Linked DNA regions of Homo sapiens: region 2 is linked to region 1. Evidence: read pairs that join two places in POLR2A ChIA-PET (ENCODE). Cell type or tissue: OCI-LY7. All regions are shown on one strand. Links, peaks and the distances in the headings refer to the core of each region. The heading gives the core; the rest is flanking DNA. Region 1 overlaps ALOX5 (arachidonate 5-lipoxygenase). Region 2 has its middle 16 kb from the start of OR13A1.

Evidence for each region. Peaks named below come from ENCODE experiments on the same cell type or tissue, not always from the same donor. Only the 100,000 strongest peaks of a DNase experiment are listed, where the experiment ranks them.
Region 2: POLR2A ChIA-PET joins it to region 1 with 6 read pairs; 2 of 35 experiments call an interaction of 5 or more read pairs at or near these places.

Annotation. Positions count from the first base shown.
Region 1 is chr10:45,377,091-45,385,090 of GRCh38, forward strand. ALOX5 (arachidonate 5-lipoxygenase) reads left to right here. Exons shown (of 14, transcript NM_000698.5): 2 at 5,393-5,591. Among named protein-coding and RNA genes, the nearest start is that of ALOX5, 6.9 kb to the left of the region's middle. In OCI-LY7, for the core only: no CTCF peak of the experiment used is centred there; no DNase peak of the experiment used is centred there; H3K4me3 peaks cover 1,009 bases.
Region 2 is chr10:45,323,598-45,339,670 of GRCh38, forward strand. No RefSeq gene overlaps it. Among named protein-coding and RNA genes, the nearest start is that of OR13A1, 16 kb to the left of the region's middle. In OCI-LY7, for the core only: no CTCF peak of the experiment used is centred there; a DNase peak (open chromatin) is centred at 7,140; H3K27ac peaks cover 615 bases.

The DNA.
Region 1 (8,000 bases), core at 1-8,000:
TAAGGGCAATAGCGTGGTGTTTAATATATGATACTTGAATATGTTCAACAAGTGTAGAAAAGTGTTATAATGATTCATGCTTCTTAAGTCAGTGAGTATTCTTACATTCATGAAAAATTAATTCTAGAATACCTCCTTCTTGTGAATGGGAATATATTAGTGGAGCATAAATATTTCTTTGGTATGACCCTCAATCCGTCTCTCATCTCCCAGTCTCCCCCTCTGAGCCATCTTTTCCCTACATTCTGCCCCCTCTTCTGCCTCCTCTTCCTTCCCCTGCTCCCAGTTCCCTAAATGCCCCCCGTTTCTGCTCTCTACCCTACAACTCTCCCTTCTTTTTTGCTCTGAATTTTCCTCTACACTCTGTCTTCCAGCCACCTCTCAGAGGCCCCTTCTCTGCTCCCTCAATCTCCGGCTCTCTGTCCCACATTTTCCCCCTTCTCTGCCCCTTGGTCTCCCTATCCACTACCCCAATCCCTCTCTCCGTCCCTTGTTTTCCTCAGCTCTTCCCCATAGCCTCCCCCTCTCTCATCCCGAGTCTCTGTTTTGTCTGGCCCCCAATCTTCCTCTCTGCTCTACAGCTTCCTCCTCCCACAGCCCCTCATTAGTCCCCCTCCAAGATGGGTAGTCTGGGGGTGGGGCACACATCCTTGCTTCCGCAGAGAGATCCGTCTCCCTGTCCCAGCAACAGCAGAGATCTGATGAAAGACAGATGAAAACTTTCCTAAAATGCTGATAGAAAGCTCACATGAAAACTGACCAACTGACTCTTTGCCGAAATATTCAAAAGCTTTAAAACTACATATCCAATAAAAAGTTAAAAGCAACAAGCAAAATCAGCAAAGTGGCCCCTTGTGAAATGAGGCCGGTGAGTTGCAGGTTTCCCTTGTTTCTCTCCAGCATCTGCACCACCACGCCACCCACTTCTGTCCCCAGAAACTGTGTCCAGCCTTCCTCCTCCCACGTGTGAATCCCCCGGGGACCCTGCCCTCCCAGTTCCCCACATCTGAAATGTGCTACCCATGCCCATCCTCCTACTCATCTGCCCTCTGAAATCTGATCAGCCCCTAAAAGCTGCCTGAAATACCCTCTTATGAAGCTTTTCCCTGTCCTTCCATGCCACTCCACATTGCCCCTTTACACTCCATCCAGGGTACAAACCAGGGCTCAAAGCTGGGCCTTCTAGCTTCCGGTTCAGGGCTTTTCTCAAGATGTGGCCTTGGGGAACTGTGGGAGGAACCTGGGCTTGGCCATCACACAGGTGTAGGTTCTGATCTTGAGGCCACCATTGCTCTCTGAGCCTCAGTTTCTATCTGTAAAGCAGGATAATCACTCGCTCGGCCATTCCCAGGCCCAGTGCTTCCTGAGGGCCTGTTGGGGGGTGTCCACTGTTGATAGTGCCCACCATAATTCAGTGTGTCACCTGAGAATTTAATGTGTCACAGCAAATAGACAAATATAGCATCAGCCCAGTGTACTTGGCCCAGAGAGGAGGGAGGAAGGTGGCCATTGTAGTTCCACAAACCTTCCGAAGATATTTTGCAGTTTGACACATGTGACCCTGGTATTTTCCTGGAAGGAGGCCTTTATCTGTCATTCTTCCATTAGTGGCCCCTGGGATGTTAGAACCACAGCCATCAAGCTTTGTCTTTTACTCCCTGAGTTGGGTCAAGGCTGGAGCCCTCTGCCCCTTGTTCACCTCTTATCATATTCAGGCTTGAAGCCAGCACCAGGAAAGTGGCTGGGCTGGCCATAGACCAGCCAGACTGCAGGCCTGGCCCCCTCCTGCTGTGGAAGTCCCTGTCAGATGGCAGATGGAGTCCTTGTAAATCTGCCTAGTGATTTCACCCCAAGTGAAACTCAGGGGCTCTCCACCAGGTGCCTGCAGGTGTAGGTAGGGCAGGGGGCCAGGAGTGTCCCAGTCCCCTGTGACTGCACCACAGGTGTGCTGGAGGGTCACCCCACTGTCCACTCCCTCAGAGAAGCTGCTCAGTCTCTTCGTGTGGGTCGTCACCCCCAGGTAGACATCGGGCCCTCCCTGTGGGACCTGCCCAGTCCTGGAATGCCTCCTCAGCCCATCTCCCTCCCCTCTTAGTCCAAGGTACTGGGAGCCTCCCTCCCATGAGAGTGTCCCTGTTAGCTCCTCCCACCCCACCCCAGCTTTCCTGTCATCTATCCCCTGGGGACACCTTCCTCCCTCTCCAGCCCCTCAGAGCCATAGGAAAGCTACTTCCCCTGCAGCAGCCACACTCAGACCAGGCCCGGGCCTCTGGTGGCCGCCCCTCAGTCCTCACCGCACACAGACTTGCTCTGCCTGCCCCACCAGCATTCAGAATGCCTCCCACTCTCCCTCTGTCCTCACAGCCCTGTCTCCAGCCTTTCAGGAGTTCCTTCTGGGCTTTGAGTGAAGGAGTTTGAGGTCACAGGTTCAGTTTCCTCCTCCCATGTGTGCTCCAGTTACTCGGATTGGCACATGTAGTCACGAAGTGGCCGTGACGCAGGGGCCCATGCTAGCTCACAGGCGGTGTGGGGCCTGGTGCCCTGCAACCCCCTGGATTCAGGAAGGGGCACTGGTGGTTCTGATGCACACAACCGGTGGCCTGTGCCTCTGGAGAAAGGAGGCCACCCAGGATGGTGTCATTTCATTTTCTCAATGGTCCTGCAAGTGAGGGGTATCTCCTTTGGGTAGATGAAGAAACAGCTTCAGAGAATGAAGCAATGTGCCCAGGCCATCCAGCTACTTGCCTGAAGCTGGGATGTGAATTCAGAGCTCCAGACCCCAGGGCCCACCGAGCCTTCTACCCCTCACTGCCCTCTCCCCACTCCTCGGTGGGATCAGGAATCTCTGTCTTGGCTCACAACCTGCAGCTAAGGCCTCTGTAAATCCCTGTGGCATGCAGGGCCTGGCGTGGGGCAGGCCCGACGCGTATCCAGTCCTGGGCCACTCAGCCCCCACTCTGCTCCTCCAGATGGGCCCGAGCCCCTGAGATGCTGAGACTCCTGTCCCATCAGAACCTGCCCACCCTGTCCATGATGGGCGAGGCCTTGTGTGTGGCCCTGCTCTCCTGAGGACAAGCTGTGGCAGGAAGGCTTTCTCAGAGGTGGCAGATGAGGCTGATACTCTCCCTGCAGGAGGGGCATTGTCGTGGGGCCGAGGCTGGTCCACATGTGGCTGGACCCAAGACATGTCATCCCACCACATGGGCCTGGCTCCTCTGTCATCAGAAACTGTTCCTAGGGCCTCTGGCCTAGACTACAGAGCACAGGGAGGAAGCTTCCGCTTTCTGACCACAAGCGTCTGGCCTCAGCGTCAGCCACCCCAAACTGCTCACGGTATTCAGAGCCAGGAGGTTTGTGGAAAACACTCAAGTTCCCATTCCTCTTAGGAAGCCCTCCAGGGGTCCTCCTGGCAGCTTGGAGGCAGGGCATGGAATGGGGATGCCTGCGCTCGCACAAAGGATGATACCCCTCGCCCCTTCCACTTTGCCATCATGCTGAGAACTCTAGGTTCTGCCGCCAGGGATAAAGTTCAAGGGTTGATGAATCTGGCTTAGAAAGTGCCTTGCAGGGGCCAGGCACAGTGGCTCATGCCTGTAATCCCAGCACTTTGGGAGACCGAGGCAGGTGGATCACTTGAGGTCAGGAGTTTGAGACCAGCCTGGCCAACATGGTGAAACCCTGTCTCTACTGAAAATACAAAACTTAACCAGATGTGGTGGCAGGTGCCTGTAGTCCCAGCTACTTGGGAGACTGAGGCAGGAGAATCACTTGAACCCTGGAAGTGGAGGTTGCAGTGAGCCGAGATCGAGCCACTGCACTCCAGCCTGAGCAACACAGTGAGACTCCACCTCAAAATAAAAAAGAACATGCCTTGGAGGGCATCGAGTCCGGGGCTTTCCAAACCTGCTGGTCATCAGAATGCGTGATGCAATGCCTGAGCCTCTCATCCCAACTTCCTGTCTGCCATCCATTGCTGCAGAGACAAAAGCCCTCCAGAAGCTATGGCTGTTGCCTCAGAGCCGCCTGTGTCCTGGAAGCAGGAGCCTGGCAGGGAGGGGGCCAAGCAGCCTTGTCCCAGAGGCCTGGGCAGCTGCGCTGTACACAGCCTGGGGTGGTGCCTTCTAGCTGCAAGGCTAGCCTCACCCTGCCACCAGTAATGCCACAGGTGCAGCAGAGCTGCTTGGTCTCACTGTTCTCTGGGCATCACCATGCAGCTGTGAACTGCAAATGTCCCAGGACGACTCGAATCCATGCAAGCTCCCTGTATCTAAGCCTCACCATTTTCACTCACTTATTATCCCCACTGAAAACTGGAAAGAGAGGAAGTGGCTATGATGGAAAGACCTGGGGTGTGACTCCAGCTCTGCTGGCAAGTGGCAGAGGTGGGAGTCACTGAGCCTCGCTGTCTTCATCTGTGGAAGGGGTGGTAACTCCCCTGCACTCCCAGAGTCATTGTGGGGATCCACTGTCAGCAAGCCCATCTCCAGTTGTAAAGGTCTCCCACAAGGCTATCCCATGTGGGGGCAGCTGCGGACCCTCACTGGGCACAGCCTCGCAGGTGCAGGCATGAGCCTGGGCATCTCCCCATCCTCCAGCCTGAGCTAAGTGCAGTCAGCAGGCGTTGCCCTCTGAGCAGCACAGCACCATCCTGGCTCACTGGATTCTCTCTCCTCAAGGGCAGGGCCCAGGATTTGTCCATTTCTTTCACCTGCCTGGGTCGTAGCACTGAGCCTTGTCAGGGGCAGGCCTTCAGTGAATGTCTTGGGTAAATGAATTCAGGAGTTCATTTAAGGTGTTCATGAAGAATCTTGGCTCCATGAACTGTAGTGGAGGCAAAACTCCACCTCTTCCCATTTCAGCTAGGTCTGAGAATCGGCATAAGACAGATTCATGGGCGAAAGCCTACAGATTTCTTTAATACAAGTTGTACGTGGCATGGGAGCCCTCTTAAAAAGATGAAGACCCCAAGAAGCAGTTAGAGTCAATCCCCCTTAGATACTGCATTGAATGAATCATCGTGAGATGTGATAAGGCCAAGGGGCTTGGGCTAGGGCAGGTAACTGGGCAGGGAAGTGACTCGGGAGGTAAGCGTTCATTGTACAAGATCTGTTTGTATGGATTTCCTTTGGCTTCAACTTCCCAACCTTGATGAAAAGAGTGTTACTTTCCTTTTGGTATAGTGAGGACATCTTTCATAGGGGACTTTCATCTCCTGCTTCTAAGAAACAGCACGAATGTCAGAGTATCTTGCACCTGCTGTTTTTTTAAGTGCTTTTCATTCAACGTAGTCCCTGTGCCACAGCAGCATACCTTGGGGTGACAAATTCTTAACACCTCCAGAACAAAGGCTCAGGAGACCACGCATGGCCTGATTGCCTGTTCTCCTTCCCAGGTGGATTCATACGACGTGACTGTGGACGAGGAACTGGGCGAGATCCAGCTGGTCAGAATCGAGAAGCGCAAGTACTGGCTGAATGACGACTGGTACCTGAAGTACATCACGCTGAAGACGCCCCACGGGGACTACATCGAGTTCCCCTGCTACCGCTGGATCACCGGCGATGTCGAGGTTGTCCTGAGGGATGGACGCGGTGAGCAGCTCAGGCCCCTTCTGCCCCGGGCTTCCCAAGAACCGAAAGTTCTTCCTGTCCTCAAAGCACTGTAGTCATAGGAGGAATGACACTGCTGTGCAGGGGCGGGAAGTGGGAGGGCTCTGCCCTGTGCCTCGACACACCTGCAGGAGGCATGACTTTCCTTGGGATTCTTACAAGCCCCTGAGGGTGGAGCGGGTGGCCCCAGGCCTCACTGTCGTCATGTCCTCACTCTGCGCTACAGTTCTACAGGGGAGGGTTGTGCCCCTCTTTTTGTCAGTGGGTAACTAGGGTCCATACAGGCAGATACCTATGGGACATGCCCCTGGATGGGCACTTCTCTAGTTGCCAGGGTGTGGCATCACTTTCTAGTTCATAGCCTGCCCTCCGTGAGATCACAGTAGGGCTCAGGCAAGCTCAGGGTGCCCCATGTGGGCCTAGGGAGGGAAGGGGTGGACAAGGAGCACCCCAAGTGCCAGCTCTGAGGAGCCATGGACAAGCCTGCAAATCACAGTTACCAGTTCTTCAACCCGAAGTCTCACCTTTCGCTGAAAGAAAGAAGAACCTCAAATCTGTTCCCCTTACTAAGATGCCCAGATGTGCAGACCCCAGTTAGGAGGCCATTCTTTGTTAGGGACACACAGCTGACCTGGTACAGAGCATCAGAGACGGACGCAGGCGTCAAGGTCAGCCAAGGCTCCCTGAATGAACCACCTTGCATACCCAGCCTCCTAGTGTGCCTGGCAAAATCCTACCTCACTTCGAGTCATAACCCTTCAGCTTGCTCTCAGTTTAAACCTGGAAAGATAAGCCTTCAAAGGCCAGGCAGCCACCGTAATAAGAGAAAGCCACTGCTTCTGCCATGACAGCGTCAAACTCTTTCTCTTTGCCAAGTTTCCTGTAGCTAGTGTGTTCTTCACGAAGTTTGGTGGGGTAGGTAGGAAGAGATGACTGTTACCCCCATTTTATAGCTAAGAAAACTGAGACAAAGGAGAAAAAAGTTATTCTGTACCTGCTGTTCTTAAGCTACCAGGCCACATCCCATCGTTTCTGATGTGGAATTTGACTTAAGAAACCAAATTTCCAGAATATTTCTGAACATGGAGTTAAGAGGATTTTTGTCCCCCTACCTAATGACAGGAAAAAAAATCACAAAGTTCATTTATTCCTGTGGTCAACAGAATGTGGAAGGTTGTGGACAGGGCACTTCTCTTTTTCTGGTAGTTAGAAAATGCTGGCTCTGAAACTCCCTCCTGCACATCTACCCAAGGTCTCGGTTATGAAGCCCTTCTTCCTGCAGACCCTTCAGCTCATCTTGGCAAAAAACAGATGGTACACTAGGATGAGGGTTTAACAAAGGGGCATCACAAAGGTGTGGGCCCATGTGCAGAGGGACCATGCAGAGTGCGGGGCCATCAGCACCACTAGTCCTGATGCAGGGGGAGGGGGAAGGTTGTGGGAGTAATGCAGAAGTATCCTGGAGACAGCACCCTTGGAGGAGCTGCGGCCCTCAGTAGAAAGGTTCTGGGGAGTGATTGGCCTCTCCTTCCTCTACACATTCCCTCCTTTCTGGTCAGAGTTCCCAGTGGAAAACCCATTGAGGCATCTCATTCCAATCACTTTCAGGGACAGCACAGGTTGGAGGGTGAGCATAGAGAAGCTGTCCAGCAAGTTCCATTCTCTCTACTGCTGTAAAACCAACCTCCTTGGTAACTTTAAACAGCCATTTAATTTTGTTCATGCTCTTGCAGGTCAGGAATTTAGGAAAGGCTTCACTGGGCAGTTCATCTGTGGCCATGTAGCATCAGCTGAAGGGGGCTGGGCCTTCTTCTGTCATGTGTCTGGCACCTCTAGGCTCCTTGGCCTCTCTGTCCATATGGAGTCTCATTCTTTAAGGCTTCTCACAGAATGGTGTCCTCTGGGTGCCTGCATTTCTTACATGATGGCTGGCTTCCAAGAGCAAGTTTTCTAAGAGACAGAAAGTGGAAGCTGCCAATCTCTTCAGGCTTGGGCCTGGAAACTGGCACACTGTAACTTCCATCATATTCTACTGGTCCAAGCAGTCACAGAGCCCACCCAGACTCCGGGGGTGGGGGTGGGGATGCAGACCCCCCCATCTCTCAATGGAAGGAATGTCAAAGAATTTGTGGCCTATTATTATTATTATTATTATTATTTTGGGACAGAGTCTCACTCTATTGCCCAAGCTGGAGGGCAGTGGCACGATCTCAGCCCACTGCAACCTCTGCCTCCCAGGTTCAAGCGATTCTCCTGCCTCAGCCTCCTAGGGAGCTTGGTTTACAGGCTCCAGGTAGCCACCAAGCCTGGCTAATTTTTGTATTTTTACTAGAGAAAGGGTTTTGCCATGTTGGCCAGGCTAGTCTGGAACTCCTGACCTCAGGTGATCCA
Region 2 (16,073 bases), core at 3,842-11,841, 50 kb before region 1:
CCAAATCCAGCAATACATAGAAAGAATTATACACCATGATTACATGGGATTTATCCCAAGGACACAAGGTTGGTTTCACATCCAAAAATCAGCTACCATAATACACCATTTCAATAGAAAAAAAATGGCCAAACTCTCAACAGACACAGAAAAAAGTATTTGATAAAATTAAATGCCCTTTCATAATTTTAAAAAATCAGCAAACTAAAATAAAAGGGAACTTTCTTAGCATGATAAAGGGCATATAGGAAAATCTCACAACTAAAATCATACTCAGGGGTAGAAAAACTGTAAGCTTTACTCCTAAAATCAGGAACAACACAAGGATGCCCATTTTCAACACTGACACTGGACATTGTACTAGAAGTTCTAGCCAGAGAAAAGAACATAGCCAAGAAAAAGACATAAGAGGCATACATATTTAAAAAGAAGCAGCTAAATTACTTACATTTGCAGAAGGCATGATTCTGTTAATAGAAAATCCCAAAGGATGCACCAAAAAACTACTAGATTTAGTAAATTCAGTAAGGTTGCAGGGTACAATATCAGCACATAAAAATCAGTTGTCTTTCTAAACGCTAGCAATGATGGGTATGGTAATCATTATTTGGCTGTAGTAATCACTTCATTGTGTATATTTATGTCAAAAGAAGTATATCAAACATCATGTGGATACCTTAACATACACAATTTTAAAAATTGTAAACCCTAAGTTATAGTAAATTGCAGCTATTTAGAGATGACTCAAAATGAAGAAGCTGTGGTTTAAAAAAAAAAATACTGGCTGGGTGTCGTGGCTCACACCTGTAATCACAGCACTTTGGGAGGCCAAGGTGGGCAGATCATGAGGTCAAGAGATCGAGACCATACTGGCCAACAAGGTGAAACTCCATCTCTACTAAAAATACAAAAATTAGCTGGGCGTGGTGGTGCACACCTGTAGTCCTAGCTACTCGGGAGGCTGAGGCAGGAGAATCACTTGAACCTGGGAGGTGGAGGTTGCAGTGAGCTGAGATCATGGCACTGCACTCCAGCCTGGCAACAGAACAAGACTCCATCTCAAAAGAAAAAACAATACTGAGAGTAAGCATTCCATTTAAATATAGAACCATCACTAGGCAGCTGTGGAATTTATGGTTACAGGACAGAATAAATACAGTAATATAAGACAAATGTCTAGAACTGAAATTACTGTGGCAAGGGATTTTAATAGATATTGGCTAACTGTCAACCAAGGAAGTATGTTCCACACCTATACCCATCTGTTTTGGTATTTCATCTCTGCTAAGTGAAAAATTATATGTTTTGTTTTATATTTTACTTCTTTAATTAATGGGAAAGGCTGAACAGCTTCTCACATGTATTAAATTTGTATGATTATTCTTTTTCTTAATCATTTGCCTGGGTTCTTGCTATGTTAAGAAATTATTTCTTCATCTACCACAAGTTGTAAATAGCTTTTCGTTAGTGCGTGTGTGTCTGTGTGTTCAGAAATTTTGAATATTTTATGTGATAACATTAACAAGGCTTTTCTATTGAGGGTTTCAGCTTTTCTGTCTTGCTAAGAAACACCTTCTTTACTCTAGAATGTTAAAAATACTTAGTGTTTTTACATAATACATTTAAGGTCTAATATTTTATACGTAAAAGTATGAATCAGCAGCTCCTCAAAAATTTAACAGAGAATTACCATACTTATTCAGCAATTTCACTTCTGGGTATTACCCAAAGAGTTGAATACAGGAACTCAACATGTTGATGGCAGCAATATTCATGATAGCTAAAATATGGAAGCAACCCAAGTTTCTATTGATGGATAAATGGATAAATAAAAGGTAATATATCTATACAATGCAATATTATTCAGCTTTAAAAAGGAAGGAAATTCTGACACATGCCACAACATGAATGAAACTTAAAGACATTAGGCTTAGTGAAATAAGTCAGTCACATATTTTTCTTCCCTCCCACCTCCTCTAAACCATTGAACAAGTATAGACAGTACTATACTGCTCACAAAGGTGGCTTAACAATTAAATTTCTAAAAGACAGTATTTCCTATGAATTTTAGCAAAAAGATATTTACAAAGTGGTATTTTATTACCTCTACATTTAACGTACATCAGGCACTTCTAAACATCTAGATAAACTAGGTGTTTCAAGTAAGGAGTTAATTTGTCCACTATATACACAGCAGTCTCGAATAAACTGCATACATGTAACCATAGTTATAATTTGAAAGAGTCTTCCAAATAAGAACATCCTAGCTTAGAATCCCTCCCATCTCCATCAACTCAGTGCGCAAGAATGCTCAAAGATAGGAAGACAATCTTTCCTAGGAATTTTAAAACAAAATATACAAAATATATTAGTTTACTAACTCTACTTTTGTTATACACTGGCAACCTCTTTAACATCTAAAAAGACTAGATGTTGTAAATTAGGACTCGTTTGTCCTTTATATACACTACATAAACAGATAAGTAAAACAAAATGCACAGACATAAGAGATAATGGTTAATCTTGCCTCACTGTAAACACAGCGGCATAGAGCTCTCTGCACTTTCCCCTCCTTCCTCCTCCCCTGAACCAGGACACAAACACGATGAGTATTACTCAACAGGTAGTTTGGCCATTCCCCTCCAAAAACAACATTTCATATGAATTTTAGCAAAAAGATATTTACAAAATATTATTTTACTACCGCTAATTTTGACATATATTAGGCATTCGGAACACATAGAAAGAATACACAAAAAAGTTTAGCATTGTCAACTATATATACAATAGTGAGGAATAAAATGCACACAAAACAATGGATAGAATATGAAAATGTCTAAATATCACAAGTCTGGTATAGAACCTTCTTTTTCTTCTCAGGCTTTCCAGATCCATGTCCCCTAACCCACTGAACAGATATAGACATATCCCTTACAGAGGTGATCTAACGACTCTATTTTAAAAAGTCATCTCCAAAAAACATCTAATTTGTATGATTTCTTTTTAAACAAATGAGAATTTACAAGATGTGTGATTTTCTAATTCTATCATATGTCAGCAACCTCTTTCCATCTAGAAAGACTGAATGTGGCAAATGTTCTCTTTTATTTTTTTAATCTCTTTTAACTTATTTATTTTTATTTTTCTTATTATACTTTAAATTCTGGGGTACATGTGCAGAATGTGCAGGTTTGTTACATAGATATACATGTGCCATGGTGGTTTGTTGCACCCATCAACCTGTCATCTACATTAGGTATTTCCCCTAATGCTATCCCTCCCCAGCCCCCCATAGCCCAACAGGCCCCAGTGTGTGATACCCCCCCAACCCGTGTCCATGTGTTCTCATTGTTCAACTCCCACTTATGAGTGAGAACATGTGGTGTTTGGTTTTCTGTTCTTGTGTTAGTTTGCTGAGAATGATGGTTTCCACCTTCATCCATGTCTCTGCAAAGGACATGAGCTCATCATTTTTCATGGCTGCATAGTATTCTGTGGTGTATATGTGCCAGATTTTCTTTATCCAGTCTATCATTGATGGGCATTTGGGTTGGTTCCAAGTCTTTGCTATTGTGGTATTTCTAGTTCTAGATTCTTGAGGAATCACCACACTGTCTTCCACAATGGTTGAACTAATTTCCACTCCCACCAACAGTGTAAAAGTGGTCCTATTTCTCCACATGCTCTCTAGTATCTGTTGTTTCTTGACTTTTTAATGATGGCCATTCTAACTGGCATGAAATGGTATCTCATTGTGTTTTTGATTTGCACTTCTCTAATGACCAGTGATGATGAGCTTTTTTTCCTATGCTTGTTGACTGCATAAATGTCTTCTTTTGAGAAGAGTCTTTTCTTATCCTTCACCCACTTTTTGATGGAATTGTTTGTTTTTTCTTGTAAATTTGTTTAAGTTCTTTGTAGATTCTGGATATTAGCCCTTTGTTAGATGGATAGATTGCAAAAATGTTCTCCCATTCTGTTGGTTGCCTGTTCACTCTGATGGTAGTTACTTTCGCTGTGCAGAAGCTCCTTAGTTTAATTAGATCCCATTTGTCAATTTTGGCTTTTGTTGCCATTGCTTTTTGTGTTTTAGTCATGAAGTCTTTGCCCATGCCTATGTCCTGAATGGTATTACCTATGTTTTCTTTTAGGGTTTTTATGGTTTTAGGTCTTACATTTAAGTCTTTAGCCCATCTTGAGTTAATTTTTGTATACAGTGGAAGGAAGGGATCTAGTTTCAGCTTTCTGCATATGGCTAACCAGTTTTCCCAATGCCATTTATTAAGTAGAGAATCCTTTCCCCATTGCTTGTTTTTGTCAGGTTTGTCAAAGATCAGATAGTTGTAGATGTGTGGTGTTATTTCTGAGGCCTCTGTTCTGTTCCATTGGTCTATATATCTGTTTTGGTACTAGTACCATGCTGTTTTGGTTACTGCAGCCATGTAGTATAGTTTAAAGTCAGGTAGTGTGATGCCTCCAGCTTTGTTATTTTTGCTTAAGATTGGCTTGGCTATGCAGGCTCTTTTTTGGTTCTATATGAAATTTAAAGTAGTTTTTTCCAATTCTGTGAAGAAAGTCAGTGGTAGCTTGATGGGGATAGCATTCAATCTATAAATTACTTTGGATATTATGGCCATTTTCACGATATTGATTCTTCCTATCCATGAGCATGGAATGTTTTTCCATTTGTTTGTGTCCTCTCTGATGTCATTGAGCAGTGATTTGTAGTTCTCCTTGAAGAGGTCCTTCACATCCCTTGTAAGTTGGATTCCTAAGTATTTTATTCTCTTTGCAGCAACTGTGAATGGGAGTTCACTCGTGATTTGGCTCTCGGTTTGTCTGTTATTGGTGTATAGGAATGCTTGTGATTTTTGCACATTGATTTTGTATCCCAAGACTTTGCTGAAGTTGCTTATCAGCTTAAGGAGATTTTGGGCTGAGATGATGGGGTTTTCTAAATATACAGTCATGTCATCTGCAAACAGAGACAATTTGACTTCCTCTTTTCCTAATTGAATATCCTTCATTTCTTTCTGTTGCCTGATTGCCCTGGCCAGAACTCCCAATACTATGTTGAATAGGAGTGGTGAGAGAGGGCATCCTTGTCTTATGCCAGTTTTCAAAGGGAATGCTTCCAGTTTTTGCCCATTCAGTATGATATTGGCTGCTGTGGGTTTCTCATAAATAGCTCTGATTGTTTTGAGACATGTTCCATGAATATCTAGTTTATTGAGAGTTTTTAGCGTGAAGGGCTGTTGAATTTTGTCGAAGGTCTTTTCTGCATCTATTGAGATAATCACATGGTTTTTGTCATTGGTTCTGTTTATGTGATGCATTACGTTCATTAATTTGCATATGTTGAACCAGCCTTGCATCCCAGGGATGAAGCCAACTTGATCATGGTGGATAAGCTTTTTGATGTGCTGCTGGATTCGGTTTGCCAGAATTTTACTGAGGATTTTTGCATCAATATTCATTAGGGATTTCGGCCTGAAATTTTCTTTTTTTGTTGTGTCTCTGCCAGGCTTTGGTATCAGGATGATGCTGGCCTCGTAAAATGAGTTAGGGAGATTCTCTCTTTTTCTATTGTTTGGAATAGTTTCAGAAGGAATGGTACCAGCTCCTTTTGTACCTCTGGTAGAATTCAGCTGTGAATCCGTCTGGTCCTGGACTTTTTTTGGTTGGTAGGCTATTAATTACCACCTCAATTTCAGAGTTTGTTATTGGCTTATTCAGGGATTTGACTTCTTCCTGGTTTAGTCTTGGGAGGGTGTATGTGTCCAGGAATTTATCCATTTCTTCTAGATTTTCTGGTTTATTTGCATAGAGGTGTTTATAATATTCTCTGATGGTAGGTTGTATTTCTGTGGGATCAGTGGTGATATCTCCTTTATCATTTTTTATTATGTCTATTTGACTCTTCTCTCTTTTCCTCTTTATTAGTCTGGCTAGTGGTCTATCTATTTTGTTGATCTTTAAAAAAAAACCAGCTCCTGGATTAATTGATTTTTTTTTTTTAATGAGAGATAAATTGTTTAATTTTAGGTTCAGCAGTTGAACAAGCTTTTTGTGGTTTGGTGGCAGTTTTCTGCCTTGGCATTACAAGGTTACCTCTTGCTAACAATCATAGCTTTTGATAGACTTAGATAAATGTGTTCAAACAGCTTTTCTCTGTTTGAAGATGCCTGGCTCTCTTTTTTTTTTTTTTTTTTTTAAGACATTTCCAAAGCCTACAGTTAGTGTCTCCATCTGGGCAAGAGAAAACATGTGAAAGTCTCATTTATGCTGGAAGATAGGGTAGGGTTGAGAGTGATGGTTACAAGAATTTTAACTTTACATCTACAAGAATGTGGTACAGATTAAGTCCTTGATAATCATGTTGTATATTTAAAAACATCTATAGATGATTTTATGTAGAATGGGAATTTTAACATTTTATTTGTGTTTATTTCTTTTTTTATTTTATTTTATTTTATTTTTATTTTTATTTATTTATTTTTTTATTGATCATTCTTGGGTGTTTCTCGCAGAGGGGGATTTGGCAGGGTCATAGGACAATAATGGAGGGAGGGTCAGCAGATAAACAAGTGAACAAAGGTCTCTGGTTTTCCCAAGCAGAGGACCCTGCTGCCTTCCGCAGTGTTTGTGTCCCTGGGTACTTGAGATTAGGGAGTGGTGATGACTCTTAAGGAGCATGCTGCCTTCAAGCATCTGTTTAACAAAGCACATCTTGCACCACCCTTAATCCATTTAACCATGAGTGGACACAGCACATGTTTCAGAGAGCACAGGGTTGGGGGTAAGGTCACAGATCCACAGGATCCCACGGCAGAAGAATTTTTCTTAGTACAGAACAAAATGAAAAGTCTCCCATGTCTACTTCTTTCTACACAGACACGGCAACCATCCGATTTCTCAATCTTTTCCCCACCTTTCCCCCCTTTCTATTCCACAAAACCGCCATTGTCATCATGGCCCCTTCTCAATGAGCTGTTGGGTACACCTCCCAGACGGGGTGGTGGCTGGGCAGAGGGGCTCCTCACTTCCCAGTAGGGGCGGCCGGGCAGAGGCACCCCTCACCTCCCGGATGGGGCGGCTGGCCGGGCGGGGGGCTGACCTCCTACCTCCCTCCCGGACGGGGCGGCTGGCCGGGCAGAGAAAACCAGTCAGGCGTGGCGGCGCGCACCTGCAATCGCAGGCACTCGGCAGGCTGAGGCAGGAGAATCAGGCAGGGAGGTTGCAGTGAGCCGAGATGGCAGCAGTACAGTCCAGCTTCGGCTCGGCATCAGAGGGAGACCGTGGAAAGAGAGGGAGAGGGAGACCGTGGGGAGAGGGAGACGGAGAGGGAGACGGAGAGGGAGAGGGAGAGGGAGAGGGAGAGCGATTAATTGATTTTTAAGGGTTTTTCATGTCTCTATCTCTTTCAGTTCTGCCCTGATCTTAGTTATCTCTTGTTTTCTGCTAGCTTTTGAATTTGTTTGCTCTTGCTTCTCTAGTTCTTTTAATTGTGATGTTAGGGTGTCGATTTTAGATCTTTCCTGTGTTCTTTTGTAGGCAATTACTGCTATAAATTTTCCTCTACACACTGCTTTAAATATGTCCCAGAGTTTCTGGTACATTATTCTTATTGTTTTCAAACAACATCTTTATCCTTCTTCATTTCATTATTTATCCAGCAGTCATTCAGGAGCAGGTTGTTCAGTTTCCATGTAAGTGTGAGGTTTTGAGTGAGTTTCTTAATTCTGAATTCTAATTTAATTGCGCTGTGGTGTGAGAGACTGTTTGTTATGATTTCCATTCTTCTGCATTTGCTGAGGAGTGTTTTACTTCCAATTATGTGGTCAATTTTAGAATAAGTGCGATGTGGTGCTGAGAAGAATGTATATTCTGTTGATTTGGGGTGGAGAGTTCTATAGATGTCTATTAGGTCTGCTTAGTCTGGAGCTGAGTTCAATTCCTAGATATCCTTGTTAATTTTCTGTCTCATTGACCTGTCTGATATTGACAGTGGGGTATTAAAATCTCCCACTATTATTGTGTGGGAGTCTAAGTCTCCTTGTAGGTGTTTAAGAACTTGCCTTATGAATCTGGGTGCTCCTGTATTGGGTGCATGTATATTTAGGATAGTTAGCTCTTCTTAGCCACTATGTAATGGCTTTCTTTTTCTCTTTTGATCTTTGTTGGTTTAAAGTCTGTTTTATCAGAGACTATGATTGCAACCCCTGTTTGTTTGTTTGTTTGTTTGTTTGTTTGTTTTTTGCTTTCCATTTGCTTGGTAAATATTCCTCCATCCCTTTATTTTGGGCCTATGTGTGTTTTTGCATGTGAGATGGGTCTCCTGAATACTGCACACTGATGGGTCTTGACTCTTTATCCATGTTGCCAGTCTGTGTCTTTTAATTGGGGCATTTAGCCCATTTACATTTAAGGTTAATATGTTATGTGTAAATTTGATCCTATCATTATGATGCTAGCTGGTTATTTTGCCCATTACTTGATGCAGTTTCTTCATAGCGTTGATGGTCTTTACCATTTGGCATGTTTTTGCAGTGGCTGGCACCATTTTTTCCTTTCCATGCTTATTGCTCCCTTCAGGAGCTCTTGTAATGCAGGCGTGGTGACGACAAAATGTCTCACATTTGCTTGTCTGTAAAGAATTTTATTTCTCCTTCACTTATGAAGCTTAGTTTGGCTGGATATGAAATTCAGCATTGAAAATTCTTTTCTTTAAGAATGTTGAATATTGGCCCCTAGTCTCTTCTGGCTTATAGGGTTTCTGCAAGTTGATCTTCAATCTCTGATATCCTTTCTTCCACTTGATCGATTCAGCTATTGATATGTGTGTATGCTTCACTAAGTTCTTGTGCTGTGTTTTTCAGCTCCATCAGGTCATTTATGTTCTTCTCTAAACTCGTTATTCTAGTTAGCAATTCATCTAATCTTTTTTCAAGTTTCTTTGCTTCCTTGCGTTGGGTTAGAACATTCTCCTTTAGCTCAGAGGAGTTTGTTATTATCCACCTTTGAAGCCTACTTCTGCCAATTCATCAAATTCATTCTCCATCCAGTTTTGTTCCCTTGATGGTGAGAAGTTGTGATTTTTTGGAGAAGAAGAGGCATTCTGGTTTTTGGAATTTTCAGCCTTTTTGTGCTGGTTTCTCCCCATCTTCATGGATTTACCTACCTTTTGTGTTTGATGTTGGTGACCTTTGGATGGGGTTTCTGAGTGGATGTCCTTTTTGTTGATGTTGATGCTATTCCTTTCTGTTTGTTAGTTTTTCTTCTAACAGTCAGGCCTCTCTGCTGCAGGTCTGCTGGAGTGTGCTGGACATCTACTTCAGACCTTGTTTGCCTGGGTATCACCAGTGGAGGCTGCAGAACAGCAAAGATTGCTGCCTGTTCCTTCCTCTGAAAGCTTTGTCCCAGAGGGGCACCTGCCAGATGCCAGCTGGAGCTCTCTTGTGTGAGGTGTCTGTTGGCTTCTTCTGGAAGGTATCTCCCGGTCAGGAGGCCAGGGGGTCAGGGACCCACTTGAGGTGGCAGTCTGCTCAAACACTGTGCTGGGAGATCCACTGCTCTCTTCAGAGCTGGCAGGCAGGGATGTTAAAATCTGCTGAAGCTGCACCCACAGCTGCCCCTTCCCCCAGGTGCTCTGTCCCAGAGAGATGGGAGTTTTATCTATAAGTCCCTGACTGGGGCTTCTGCCTTTTTTTCAGAGATGCCCTGCCCAGACAGGAGGAATCTAGAGAGGCAGTCTTGCTACAGCAGCCTGGCAGCGCTGTGGTGTGTTCCACCCAGTTGGAACTTCCTTGCAGTTTTGTTTACACTGTGAGAGGAACACTGCCTACTCAAGCCTCAGTAATGGCAGACGCCCCTCCCCATACCAAGCTCCAGCATCCCAGGTCAACTTCAGACTACTGTGCTGGCAGCAAGAATTTCAAGCCAGTGGATCTTAGCTTGCTGGGCTCCATGGGGGTGGGATCCACTGAGCTAGACCACCTGGTTCCCTGGCTTCGGCCCCCTTTCCAGGGGAGTGAATGGTTCTGTCTCGCTGACATTCCAGGCATCCCTGGGGTATGAAAAAAGACTCCTGCAGCTACCTTGGTGTCTACCCAAATGGCCACCCAGTTTTGTGCTTGAAACCCAAGACCCTGGTGGCATAAGCACTGGAGGGAATCTCCTGGTCTGTGGGTTGCAAAGACCATGGGAAAAGCATAGTATCTGGGCTGGAATGCACCACTCCTCATGGCACAGCTCCTTACAGCTTCCCTTGGCTAACAGGGGAGTTTTCTGACCCCTTGCACTTCCCAGGTGAGGCAACACCCCACCCTGCCTCAGTTCACCCTCCATGGGCTGCACCCACTGTCTAACCAGTCCAAATGAGATGAGCCGGGTACCTCAGTTGGAAATGCAGAAATCACCCACCTTCTGCATTGATCTCACTGTGAGCTGCACACCTGAGCTGTTTCTATTCAGCCATCTTGTCAGCCTCCCCACAGATGTTATCTATTAAAAGGTTGGGGGTGAGTTGAGAATAGCTTTTTCATAATATACACACAGCCTTCTAGAAGCAGATAGTAAATCTTCCCAAAGTGTGGCGGGCATTTCCCATAGGCCAAATGTGAGGTCCTTCCAGGTCTGGTAGAAGGAAGACCAACAGCCCAATGCCTGCTAACTGTTCCACACTGTCCTCCTCTGTGCCTCCACTCACCTTCCAGGCCTATTAAGGCCATTGTCTGTTGTCCTCAGGACTAGGTAAGTCTCACCCAGCTGGGACAGAGTGGTCACCAGGACCCGGATCTGGCAGCGCCATGGCCTAAAGAGGTGGCTGAGCCCGTGTCCTGCATCCCAAGAGCACCTTCCCAATCCTCACACCCGGATAGTCACCAAGCTGCCCCTGCCACTCCCACCACCACCCAAAGGCACTGCATCCAGGCTCAGTGGGGACTTCGTCTATACCCGGCAGGGTGCGGCCTGGGAAAGGCCACCACCACCCTCAGTCACTGAGGTGTAGGGGGAAGGGAGGCTTGCTGCATCTTCAAGGCCCAGGCACCCACCCCAAGGGTCCTGGTGGCAGCCACCACAAGGGTCCTGGTGTCACGGGGCAGAGGCTACAGCCTATCCTGGCTCAGCTCCCCCACTGGCCAGGGCAAAGGCTCAGAAGTCCCAGGGAGCTGGTCCCGCACCATCTCACCACACTCTCTGCTGGATTGGAACTCTTTATTTTGTTTTACTTTATTTTATTTTATTTTTTTGAGACAGAGTCTTGCTCTGTTGCCCCGGCTGGAGTGCTCTGTTGCCCAGGCTGGAGTGCAGTGGTGTGACCTCGGCTTACTGCAAACTTCGCCTCCCGGGTTTAAGTGATTCTCCCACCTCAGCCTCCTGAGTAGCTGGGATTACAGGCACGCACCACCATGCCCGGCTAATTTTTGTATGTTCAGTAGAGACAGGGTTTCACCATGTTGGCCAAGCTGGTCTTAAGCTCCTGACCTCAGGTGATCCACCCGCTTTGGCCTCCCAAAGTGCTGGGATTGCAGGCATGAGCCACTGTGCCCAGCATGGACCAGAGGTCTTAATTGTATTTTTGTACCCATATACCAACCTCTCTTCATCCACCTCTCCCAGCTGTCCTTCTCAGACTGTGGAAAGCATCCTTCTACTCACTGTTTCCACAGATATTTCATGGACAGCAAATAATCACATGAAAAGATGTTCAAAATTATTAGGTTTTAGGGAAATGCAAATTGAAACAACAATAAGCTATCACTACTCATCTATCAGAATGGCTAAAATTAAAAATCATGACACCACCAAATGCTGGTAAGGATGTGTAGAAACCGGATCACTGATACATTACTGATAGAAACATAAAATACTTCATCCACTCTGGGAAATTTTGGGAGTTTCTCAAAGAAAAACACACAACTATCATATGACCCAGCAATTGCACTCCCAGGCATTTATCCCAGAAAAATAAAAACTTCACACAAAAAACTGTCAAACAAATGTTTATAGCATCTTTGTTTATAATATTAATAGCTAAGAACTAGATTCAGCCAAGATGTTTTTCAACAGGTGAATGGGTAAACAAACTGTTGTAAATACATAGCATGGAATACTACTTAGCAATGTAAAGGAATGGATGATTGATGCATGCAACAACTTGGATGGATTGCCAGGAAATTATGCTGAGCAAAAAACATCAATCCAAAAAGGTTACATAAATGTGATTCTACTTTTATAACATTTTGTTAAATAACAAAATTTTAGAAGTAGAGGACAGATGACTATCCACTGTGTGAATACTTGGTGTTCCTGAAAAGGGAACCAAGAAGTGGAATCAGACAAATTTAAAGAGAGTATTAAAGAAAACTTCCAAAGACCAAAGAACACCCAAGTCTTTAGCCTAAAACATTCATCATGTCCAAAGCTGGTTGTACGTATCACTTCAGTAACTGTAGATACTAGGAGATAATGAAGCAAAACCACAAAGTTTTAAAGCAATAGAGATTTGACCCAGAAATGTACTACATAGCCTAGTTATGGATCAAATATAAAGGCAACATAAAAAAAGTCTCCATTACCCAAAAATTAAAAATGGCATTCAATTACCCATCCCCAAATGCAGACTTGTATATATTGGCTAAATTTAACAAATAAACTTTTAAATGTCATGAGTGAGGAAATCATGATGTAAAATCTGACTATGGACAAGAATCTATTTAGAAATTGACCTATATTTAAATAATAACAATTCAAAATGCAATTGTAACAATTCTTGAATATTATTTAAAACATTATAATAAGCTGGCTCAGATCCAATAATATGTCCATAGAAACCAAGCCATGGGTAGTGGATTGTGTGAGGAAACAGTGTGATAACTATGCTAACATCCGCATCTTTTATATGGTGGTATTAGTAGATAATGCTTCTGTGATGGTTAATACTGAGTGTCAACTTGATTGGATTGAAGGATGCAAAGTATTGATCCTAGGTGTGTCTGTGAAGGTGTTGCCAAAGGAGATTAACATTTGAGTCAGTGGGCTGGGAAAGGCAGACCCACGCTTAACCTGGGTGGGCACCATCTAATCAGCTGCCAGTGCAGCTAGAATATGAAAAGTTGGCAGAAAAACATGAAAAGACTAAACTGGCCTAGCTTCCCAGCCTACATCTTTCTCTGGTACTGGATGCTCCCTGCCCTTGAACATCAGACTCGAAGTTCTTCAGTTTAGGACTTGGACTGGCTCTCCTTGTTCCTCAGCTTGCAGATATCCTATTGTGGGACCTTGTGATCATGTGAGTTAATACTTAATAAACTTTCCTTCTTATATATCTCTATCCTATTAGTTCTGCCCCTCTAGAGAACCCTAACACAGATTTTTGTACCAGGAGTGGTTCTAGAGGAACAGAACATTAAGGATGCAGTTCTTTCATTGGTTTTAGGGTTTCTGGAGTGGCTGTTTAATATGATTAGACTCAAAAATGCTAAGGACTCTACTTCTGATAGTATGGAGAACACTGATTCAGTGTTCCTTTCTATGAACTGTTTAGAGAGTTAAGCAAAATAAATGCATTTGACATTCCTGATTCAGCGCTCATGAGAGGCAAGGAGTTTAGTGACTCTATAAATAATACCTTTGACCATATGTGGAAACATAATGAAGTTGGTTGGTTTCTCCTAAGTTCAATGGACAAAGTGATGAAAGAAAATGAACTTAGGGATTCTAACTCCTGGCTTCAGAAGCAGATACTGAGCCTCAAATCTGCTAAGATTGCCCTGAGTGAAAGTATTATCTCCTGCAGAGAAAGAGCTGAAATTGTGGGAAAATGGATATGAGCTCTTATTGTGCAAGTGGCTGACTTCCAATGAAGGGTGCATGCACAGCCTCACCAGGTATGTACTATTAAAGTGAGGGCATCGTTTGGAAAAGAATGGGACCCTGCAACTTGGAAAGGGGACATGTGGGAGGACCCTGATGAAGCTGGGGACACTGAGTTTGTAAAGTCTCAGGAAACCTTTTTTGCCAGAAAAAAAACAGCTTCCCCATCCCCAGTAGTGGTGACATCCTCTCCCTGACCCATGCTGCCATCAGCCTTTCCATATTTGTCTGGGGAGATAAACACTGTGCTGCCTAAGGCAACAGTGATGGCCCCCCCTGAGCAGTTGCCAGGCAAAATAATGTTGATTCTCCTCAGGAGCCACCCCCAACACCCCTGTCTGCTTCTAGACCTATAACCAGACTAAAGTCCTTATGGGCCCCAAGAGGTGAGGTTGAGAGTGAAACCCATGAGGAGGTTCACTATACTTGAAAAGAACTACTTGAGTTTTCTAATTTATATAAACAGAAATCTGGAGAACAGGCATGAGAATGGATATTAAGGGTGTGGGATAATGGTGGAAGGAACATAGAGTTGGATCAGGCTGAATTTGTTGATTTGGGCCCACTAAGTAGAGACTCTGCATTTAATATTGCAGCTCAGGGAGTTAAAAAAAGGTTCTAATAATTTATTTGCTTAGTTAGCTGAAATATGGATTGAAAGATGGCCACTGTGAGGGAGCTGGAAATGTCTGATCACTCTTGGTTTAATGTAGAGGAAGGGATCCAAAGGCTTAGAGAGATTGAGATGGTGGAGTGGATTAGTCACTTTAGACCTACTCATCCCAGATGGAAGGGCCCAGAAGATATACCCTTGACCAATACCTTGCAAAATAGATCTGTGAGGGTAGCACCTGCATCTTTGAAGAGCCCCGTAATTCTCTGCATATCAGATCCAATGGTGAGAACCACAGTCACTCAACTAATAAAGGTAAATACAATGGGAATAATTGGATCCCAAGGTGGCAGAGGCCAAGTGGTGGCACTCAACCATCAAAGGCAAGGTGGGCATAACTACCATAACAGACAGTAGTGGCAAAGCAGCAATCAGAATAGTCTGACTCATGTAGAGTTCTGGCATTCGCTAATTAATCACAGTGTTCCCAGAAGTGAAATTGTTAGGATGCCTACTTCTTTCCTACTTAATTTATATAAGCAGAAAACTTCCAGGTCAAATGGACAAAACACTACTTTGAATTATAAAAATAGAGAATCATGGCCCCTCAATCAATTTTTGACTTGAGCCAGTTTACAGACACAGAACCCCTTGAATAAAGGGGAAGTTGGGTCCCATTAAGGAAGGAGCCCACTACACTACCAACAATTTATGCTGTTAATCTTTCTCCCATTTTTTCCCAAGGAGACCTCCAGCCTTTTATCAAGGTAACTGTGCATTGGGGAAAGGGAAATTATCAGTCATTTGGGGGATTACAGGACACTAGCTCTGAGCTGACGTTAATTCTAAGGGACTCAAAACGTCATTGTGGTCCTCCAGTTAAAGCAGGAGCTTATGGAGGTGAGGTAATTAATGGAGTTTTAGCTCAGGTCTGACTTACAGTGGGTCCAATGGGTCCCCAGGCTCATCCTGTGTTCATTTCCCCAGTGCCAGAATGCATAATTGGCATAGACATACTTAGCAGCTGGAAGAACACCCACATTGGCTCCCTGACTGGTAGGGTGAGGCCTATTATGGTGGGAAAGGCCAAATGGAAGGCATTAGAGCTGCCTCTACCTAGAAAAATGGTAAATCAAAAACAATATCACATCCCTGGAGGGATTGCAGAGATTAGTGCCATGATCAAGGACTTGAAAGGCGCAAGGGTGGTGATTTTCATCACACCCCCATTCAACTCTCCCATTTGGCATGTGCATAAGACAGATGGATCTTGGAGAATGACAGTGGATTATCATAAGCTTAACTAAGTGGTGACTCCAATTGCAGCTGCTGTACCAGATACGGTTTCATTGCTTGAGCAAATTAACACATTTCCTGGTACCTGGTATGCAGCCATTGACTTGGCAAATGCCTTTTTCTCCATTCCTATTCATAAGGCCCACTAGAAGCAATTTGCCTTCAGCTGGCAAGACTAGCAATATATCTTTACTCTCCTACCTCAAGAGTATATAAACTCTGGCTTTGCATCATAATCTTATTTGGAGAGATCTTGACCACTTTTTGCTTCTGCAAGATATCACAC